Regions from separate parts of the Mus musculus genome. Here all the other regions are linked to region 1. The links are chromatin loops, found by intact Hi-C in ENCODE. Cell type or tissue: left cerebral cortex. All regions are shown on one strand.

What was found. Hi-C counts contacts between places; a loop is a spot of excess contacts. Peaks named below come from ENCODE experiments on the same cell type or tissue, not always from the same donor. Only the 100,000 strongest peaks of a DNase experiment are listed, where the experiment ranks them.
Region 2: a loop joins it to region 1, with 2.3 times the contacts of the local background. A loop is called at or near these places in 9 of 42 quality-filtered maps.
Region 3: it touches region 1 in a loop (2.0-fold over the local background); 5 of 42 quality-filtered maps call a loop at or near these places.

Annotation. Positions count from the first base shown.
Region 1 is chr6:5,495,357-5,497,856 of GRCm38, reverse strand. Pdk4 (pyruvate dehydrogenase kinase, isoenzyme 4) reads left to right here and starts at 1,579. Exons shown (of 11, transcript NM_013743.2): 1 at 1,579-1,824. The coding sequence starts at 1,695. In left cerebral cortex, no CTCF peak of the experiment used is centred here; a DNase peak (open chromatin) is centred at 1,285; H3K4me3 peaks cover 1,678 bases; H3K27ac peaks cover 1,353 bases.
Region 2 is chr6:5,439,450-5,441,949 of GRCm38, reverse strand. No RefSeq gene overlaps it. Among named protein-coding and RNA genes, the nearest start is that of Asb4, 50 kb to the right of the region's middle. In left cerebral cortex, no CTCF peak of the experiment used is centred here; a DNase peak (open chromatin) is centred at 962.
Region 3 is chr6:5,581,178-5,583,677 of GRCm38, reverse strand. No RefSeq gene overlaps it. Among named protein-coding and RNA genes, the nearest start is that of Gm34470, 19 kb to the right of the region's middle. In left cerebral cortex, no CTCF peak of the experiment used is centred here; no DNase peak of the experiment used is centred here.

The sequences.
Region 1 (2,500 bases):
CATTACCAGAAAACCGTGACTGTTGAAGGTCTCCATTGGATTTTTTCCCCCATAGGTCTGAGCAAAATGCTTGGACACAATGGCAGGCATAAATGCTAGAACTTATATGTGACCACTAGACAGAGGTGGTGGGATGGACAGAAAGCCAACGTGTTATTTCTAAGCAAGTCACACAAGTGGACACAACATTAGGCAGACCCCCAGTATTGGTGGTAGGTTTAAGAGGAGGAACTTTGATGCTAGACCTGTGCCTGCACAAGTCCACTAAACAGCAGAGCACTGGAATCTGGGGCAGAGTTTGAACTAGAGGCAGAAATCAGACATCAGTCCTGTGACTGGGTGAGCTCTCATGGGGGAAAATGCAAAGAGTGCACCCACCGTCATCTATGACTTTCATAACACCCCAGTCTCCTCATATGCAAGGGTCGAAGGCTAAGGGTGCCTTGGATAACAAACTGCCCTTGCAGTTTATTACTATTAGTAGTTCCCATTACATTGCATTTGCAACCAAGTCGTTACAGCGTCCCTAAACACTGGCTTCATTCTACAGTCCATTTAGAGTGAACGGGAGGACGAGAGAGGTTAGGATGAGAGTGTTATGACCCGCTAGCATGTTTCAACAGCAGTCATTAGGGAGGTCAATATTGGGCAGTAACAAAGTAGGGTAGGATGCACTGAGCCTCTGGGAAATGAAAGAGCCCAAATAACTAAAATATGCTACTGGTGCCTGCTAGTGACAAAGGCTGCTTTTTGGAAGGAGGGCAGCCGCAATGAAGAAAGAGCTTTTGGAGCAGACTGGGGAGTGGAGGGCGGTCAAGAGCAAACTAGAAGGCCTTAGAGAAAGAGGGGAATGACAGGGAAGGGGGACTACAGGGCCAGCCAAACCCTCAGCAAATCGCTCTTTAGTTTGCATTTAATTAACAGGTAGAAAGTGTTACAGGAGAGAAGTGAACTGGGATTTTCCACCACATTAATAATAAGCCTATTTAGGCAGTTTCTAAACTTGAGCTGTTCGCTAAGAAGAAAGTGGATAAAACTGTAGGGTGGTCCTTGCTTTCGAGGTCCAATGGCAAAGAAGCCCATACTTTAGTAAGCAGATGATTGGCTACTGTAAAAGTCCCGCTCTGAGCGAACACCAATGCACGCTCCGCGGTGAGATTCTTGGAAACAGTTTCTGGCTAGGAATGCGTGACATTGAGATGGCTCTGGAGTTGTAAACAAGGACAAGTCTGGGCGGGCCTGAAGTCCTAGCGACCTGGGATCTATCCCAAGGGGGCCCACGTCATCCCGGATGCCTGCTGTGGCTGCTCCCCCTATCCCACCCCAACCCTCCTCCCTCTCACCCTTTGCCCCTTGCAGGCCATGGAAACCGTGTCGGGATCACTGTGCCAGGCCTTTCTAGTGACCGCGGCCAAAGGGAGGAGCCCAAAGTTCTTTCTCTGAGCTGATTGGTGTGGCCCCAAGTTCAGAGTCCCAGAGCCTCCTCCTGGCTGGAGTTGTGGAGAGGGCGTGGAGGTAGATAAAAGGCAAGACATCGGGTGGTGGGAAGACCCAAGTGTCAACCCTTCACCCAGGCTCGAGCACCCGGGACCCTGGGACCACAACGCACTTGCTCCCTCTCGACCGCGCTCCTGACCCGCAGCCCTCGCCAACCCTACGGATCCTAACCACCGCCAGCCTAGGTGGGCGTCAGGATGAAGGCAGCCCGCTTCGTGATGCGCAGCGCCAGCTCGCTGAGCAGCGCCAGCCTGGTCCCCAGGGAGGTCGAGCTGTTCTCCCGCTACAGCCCGTCCCCGCTGTCCATGAAGCAGCTGCTGGACTTTGGTGAGAGGCGGGCGACGCAGGGCCCAGGAGGGTGGCGCTGAGGCTGGGGAGGCCCCAGGATGGGAAGGGCTGAGTTCAGGGCTAGGACGACTGAGGTCTCTTTGACCGAAGAACTCGGGATTCTCAAAAGGCTGTGCACCTGTTTTCCTAGTTTGGTTACTTTCTGACAGTTTGTACCAGAAAGGCTAAGTCACTTGTAACCATACTGATGCTCAACTTCGAATCTACTTTTCTCTTCTCACTGTCTAGATCATTTGAGTGTGTATATATATATATATATATATATATATATATATATATATATATATATATATATATCCTTTCAGCCACCATTTTAATAATGGACTAGAAGCTAAACTAACTCCTTTCTTCCCAATTTCCTAATAACACAAACTTACCTTAGATTGATAGATACAGATTTAAACTCATACTCCCCGCCTCCACACACACCCCGCTGATCTCTTGGCATGCCTAGCAGGCATCTTTACTATTTCTCCTTTATTGTTTTACAAGTATTTACATTACTACTACTACTACAAAAAAAAAAAAAAAAAGACAGTTACTCCTTTTCTTCCGCGGTGGCATATGGAACATTTCAAGATGTCAATGTGGTATTGTTTGTTGCTAGTCTGGAAAGGCCTCTGTCTCCTTCTACCCAGACCCTTTCAGGTTCATA
Region 2 (2,500 bases), 56 kb after region 1:
AACTTGGGGCTGGAGAGATGGCTCAGCGGTTAAGAGCACTGACTACTCTTCCAAAGGTCCTGAGTTCAAATCCCAGCAACCACATGGTGGTTCACAATCTGATGCCCTCTTCTGGCGCATCTGAAGACAGCTACAGTGTACTTACATATAATAAATAAATAAATTTAAAAAAAAGTCGTGGAACTCTGCAGTTCTTGTCTCCTCAAGCGTGAAGTAAGGGTTCAGTTTATGAACTGTTTCATGGTGACTCTGCCAGCAGCACTTAGCTGAGGCCTCTGTGAGCACATGCTCATCGTTTTCAAATAACCAGCAATGACAAACGACACACCATTCCTTCAGTCACAAGACTTGGTATCAAGTGTCCCCTGTCCCTAGCAATGGCAGCAACAAATAACATCGTCCCTCAGAAAGGCCTCGCTGCTGTGTGAGAATGGGCTTCTCTCTCCTACTTTTTGTTCCAGTGAGGCCCCAGCCTGCTTGAGAGTGCCACTCCCATGTGAGGAGGGCCTTCTCGCTCTATGGTGCCTCACACAGCAGTCATCTCTGGACAGAATTTTACAGACCTTCGCAGAAGTTTGTCTTGCCAAGTTTCTAAGTGCCTTTTCACCCAGGAAGGCTGACAGCACAATAAACTATCATAGCAAGTCAAATTTATTTGACATCATTAACTTTGAGCGAAACTGAAGTTAAAACTCCAGAGACAACCACAGTGTGCTCAGCGTGGTTAAAGGTGGGAAAACTAACCTCCCTAACTATGGGTGAGACTGCTCAGCGATGAGACCTCGGATACTGATGGTGGAAGAGAAAATGGATGGCATTTGGATTTTTTTTTTTTTTGACAGTTTCTTATGGAAGTTGAAAGTAAGTTCCTGCTGCTGAAAAAGACACTGTGTATTTTGAACATAGAAGTCTTGGAAATTAGCCTGGAACTGGTCCAAACACATCCTACTTGAGGGCTAACTTTCATAGTGGCAGAAGGTACCAAGCAAGCTGTCAAGAGAGGAAATCAATCAATAATAGTCTTCCCCAGATTAAATGCCTATGAACCACAAAAATAGAAAAAGACAGACAGAGCAAGATAGCCCTAAAGATGCAATAGCGCTACTTACGTATATCTTGGAGGTAACCAACCACTGTCGAATGGGACACAAGGCCCTCTCAATAGAAGGCCTCAACTCCTGATACTATAAACAGTCAACTGCCCATGGCTAATGAGGTTATGGATATTAGATAAGAACCTTTTCCTGCTGTTTTCCTAAGCCAGCATAATTCTGACTGCATTCTCAGTCCTCAGCCTTACATCCACACGGAAGTGAAGTTCTCGCTCCTCACCACAGAAGCTCTTCTTTTGCAGCACACAAAGACCATTACAGTAAGCCACTACTAGCCAATATGCTAGAACAAGAGCTGGGGGCCACAGCTCCCATTGGTATTGGAGAACCCATCCCGGAGCGCCTCCTTGAGGAACACTAATCCACCCTCTGCATCCACAGCACAACCCCTACACCCAAGATCTAGTAAACTTGAAAGGGTGGGAACAGACAGAGGACTGGGAATCTTTTAGGAGATGTGTCTTCTAGAAATGACAGGGAAACAAAGACACCCATGAGATTTCAGCAGTAGAGCTGCCTAAACAGGACGTCAGCAATGATAGCGCCAGTTGACATGCCATTCCGGATAAGAAAAATCTCATGGAGCTCCAAGCGAAGATGAAGAACTGAAGCAATTGATGATTTCTCAGGGAGTGGGTTAGTCTTCCTCTAGGATGAGTTCCATGATTGGTTCTCTGATACCAAGTTGTCATCCCAGAAACTATGCACCTACAGACAACCATAATTCCGCTCACTAAACTCTCTTTATCTGTGAAAAATTAAAATATGGCCACAAAATACTTAAGTAAGAGTATTTAGAGCAGATTTTTCTAATGTATTAAGTCACAGTTTTCTAGAGAAATATCCAATAGGCTGCATATTCAGCTGTGCTGCTTAATGAAGGATATAAGTTCTAGTGACTGTAACAGCTGTGTGAGCATCATGGCATCTACTTACATAACCCTACCTGGCACAGCCTTGTATTTGTCATTTTTCTGCTGCTATGATAAAATACCATGACAAAAACAACTTAAGGAACAAAGGGCTTATTTTAGGGCGATATGGTTCATCACGGTAGAAAGGCTTGGTGTATCAATAGGTGTAGGAAGATGGCTAATATGATCCCATCTTTGTTTACTCATAGGTAGCAGAGAGGGAGAGGGGAAAAGAAGAAAAGAAGAAAGGAGGAAAGGAGGAAGGGAGGGAGAGGGGGAGCAAGTGAGCGAGAGAGAACAGGAAGTGAGGTAAGGCTATAAGCCCTTAAAACCTACCTCCAGTATTGTACATCCTCAGCAAGACTTCCACTTCTAAAGGTCCCAAAACCTCCCCAAACATGACCACCAGGCAAAGGACCAAGTAATCAAACACATGAGTCTATTGGGGGACTTTTCTCCTTCAGACCACTGCAA
Region 3 (2,500 bases), 86 kb before region 1:
CTAGAGGAGAAGGGAATAGGACTGTGTAAAGGAGACCGGAAGGAGGGGGGTGCTGTAATTGGAACGTAAAATCAATAAATAAATTAATGAAAAAAATTAAAAATTAGTTGATAAAAAAGAATAGAAAACAAAATAGGAAGAGAAAGTACAAAACCACAGACATTTGTTTTCCCAAGTGAGTGCATTTTTTATGCCACATCTTTTGAGAATGGTTTGGATGTTTGGTGGTTTAGAGCATGTTATTTCATTTCTGAATGCTGAGAAGGCTGTTGGAGGAAGAGGCTTTGCAGTCAGAGAGTCAAGAAAAGCAGCTTAACTGCTGAGGTGGTCATGTGAGCTGAGGGTTTGGAGTTTGGGTAGAGATTTCCAAACTTTAGGCACATAAAAATGTTGACATTCATTTCTTGTTAGGCCTTATTCGGCCAGAAACTGAGGCCAAGTACTAGTGAGGAAGGCTAAGCCTTTGCTTGAGTTTAGAGACCTGTCTTGTTCACTTCCGTACTGGAGTGACTCAGCACTTCCTGCTTAAGCCTGCCTCTGTCTAGCTACCCCTGATGTGTCCATTTCTTATAGGCCCCATGAGATAACCCCACACCCCTGGTCATCTCACCCCATACCTTCTGTCACCCTTCCCTGACCCCTATGCCATCTCACCTCAGCAAAAATCCCCACCTTCTTCCTCAACCCTATATAAACAAAAGACTAATACAATAAAATGAGTTCCTGCTTTGAGGACTCCCAGCTGGCCTGGTGAATCTCAGCCCCAAGAGACTCAGCCAGACTGGGTTCTCTCCTTTGCCCCGGACATGCCAGTAGAGAGCTGACAACTTTTGTGGTAGGAAACTCACACACCATGTAACATAACAGCAACAAAAACAACCTCTGCTACTGAAGTCCTTATATGCCATCTTCAGTCTTGTTGGGTAAGTCAATCAAACCAGGACAGCTGAAACCCCCTTCTCTCTATGCAAGACTTTCTAAACCTCTGGAGAGACAAACTGAATCTAGGAGTGTTGGTCCAAGACAGTTTTAATGATTTCCCGAAAATCCAGTTCAATTTTGTGGGAGTTCAATTTTAAGGCTTCAAGAATATGGACCCAATGTCATCAGACCATTTATGGCACTTTCAGAAACACTGCTGTCCATCAAGCACCAACCATCATCCTATCAGACATCTCTGCACCTCTGCTTCTCTCTTTAATACAACCTAAGAGTCCTCTTTTTACACATGGTTTCCTCAAAGGCTAACTTTCATCATGCTATCATCTAAGCTACCACTCTTATCTCATAACTAATGTTTGGCATTTCAATAGCAATGCCTGCACAATATGAGTGGCATTAATCCACGCTTGCTCATGATGCCACATGCTATCATTAATAACTTGGGGTACTCTATCATCACTTCAGGCTGTGATGTCTTTAAATTCAGGAACTTGTCTTTGACTGGCATAACATTTGACCTAGAAGATGCCCTGAAAGTCCCAGAGGCCGAACAAGTACATAGGGCAATGAATACCAGACTGAACAGAGGATCAAAAAAAAGAAAAGAAAAAGAAAAGAAAAGCAGAAAAACTGACAGGGAAACCAAAATCAAGCAGTGTAGTGGAAAATAAAGATGTGATAAACAGAATATTGTAAAGAAAAAATAGAGTACAGCCGGAAGAAGGTCATTAGAGCCTTGAAGACAATGTGGGTGATTTAATCACAAATAGTTTTAAGAAACACGAGAAAAGAAGTCTGCAGGCAACTTGAAATAGACTCTTAAGTACCTTTCAAACCCAAGAAAAATAGGTAGCAGAAAAAAATCAATGCATTGAAACCCAACAAAGCTTCAATGTACCATCCCTTTTCAATCAGTTGGACAGAAAATGATGTGTTTAGTACATCCCCCTTCTTCATGTTTGGACCTTTAAACAGGGTATTTGGATTCACAGTCTGTAGCCAGCTCAGATTGTCTCTGCTTCCAGCACGCTGCTGTACTTTTTAAATGACACTAGCCTTCCAAGCAAGATTGATTGTAAACCTGAAAAGGTTATATGTGATGTAATGAATAACACATGCTACCCCTGCAAGTGTATCTCCGGAAGGGCACACACACCGCCTTCTGTACGTTCGCATCATTTAGAAAATGTGGGGATGGATTTTAATAATCAAGCCAAAAGAAAATTTCCTAATACACTTACTTGATGCTCTGCTCTAACTCATTCACTCAGTGAATACACGGTTATTAGGAGCAAACTATTTTTTTTTTACAGTCTAAGAATATCTATGAATAACTGAGTAGGTGAATGAATTCGTCATGTGCAAGACCTCATGCAAGACACTGGGAAGGTATTAAGATAATTCATACATTGGCCCTTCTCTTGGCAGTGGTTACAGGCTGGTACAGGAAGTAAAACCTTCCTGGAAATCGTAGTTAGTATCACCAGAAAGCACACATGAAAGCACGCAAAATGAGAGAAGATATTTGTTGAAACAGAGGTGTTAGTGGACTTCTCAT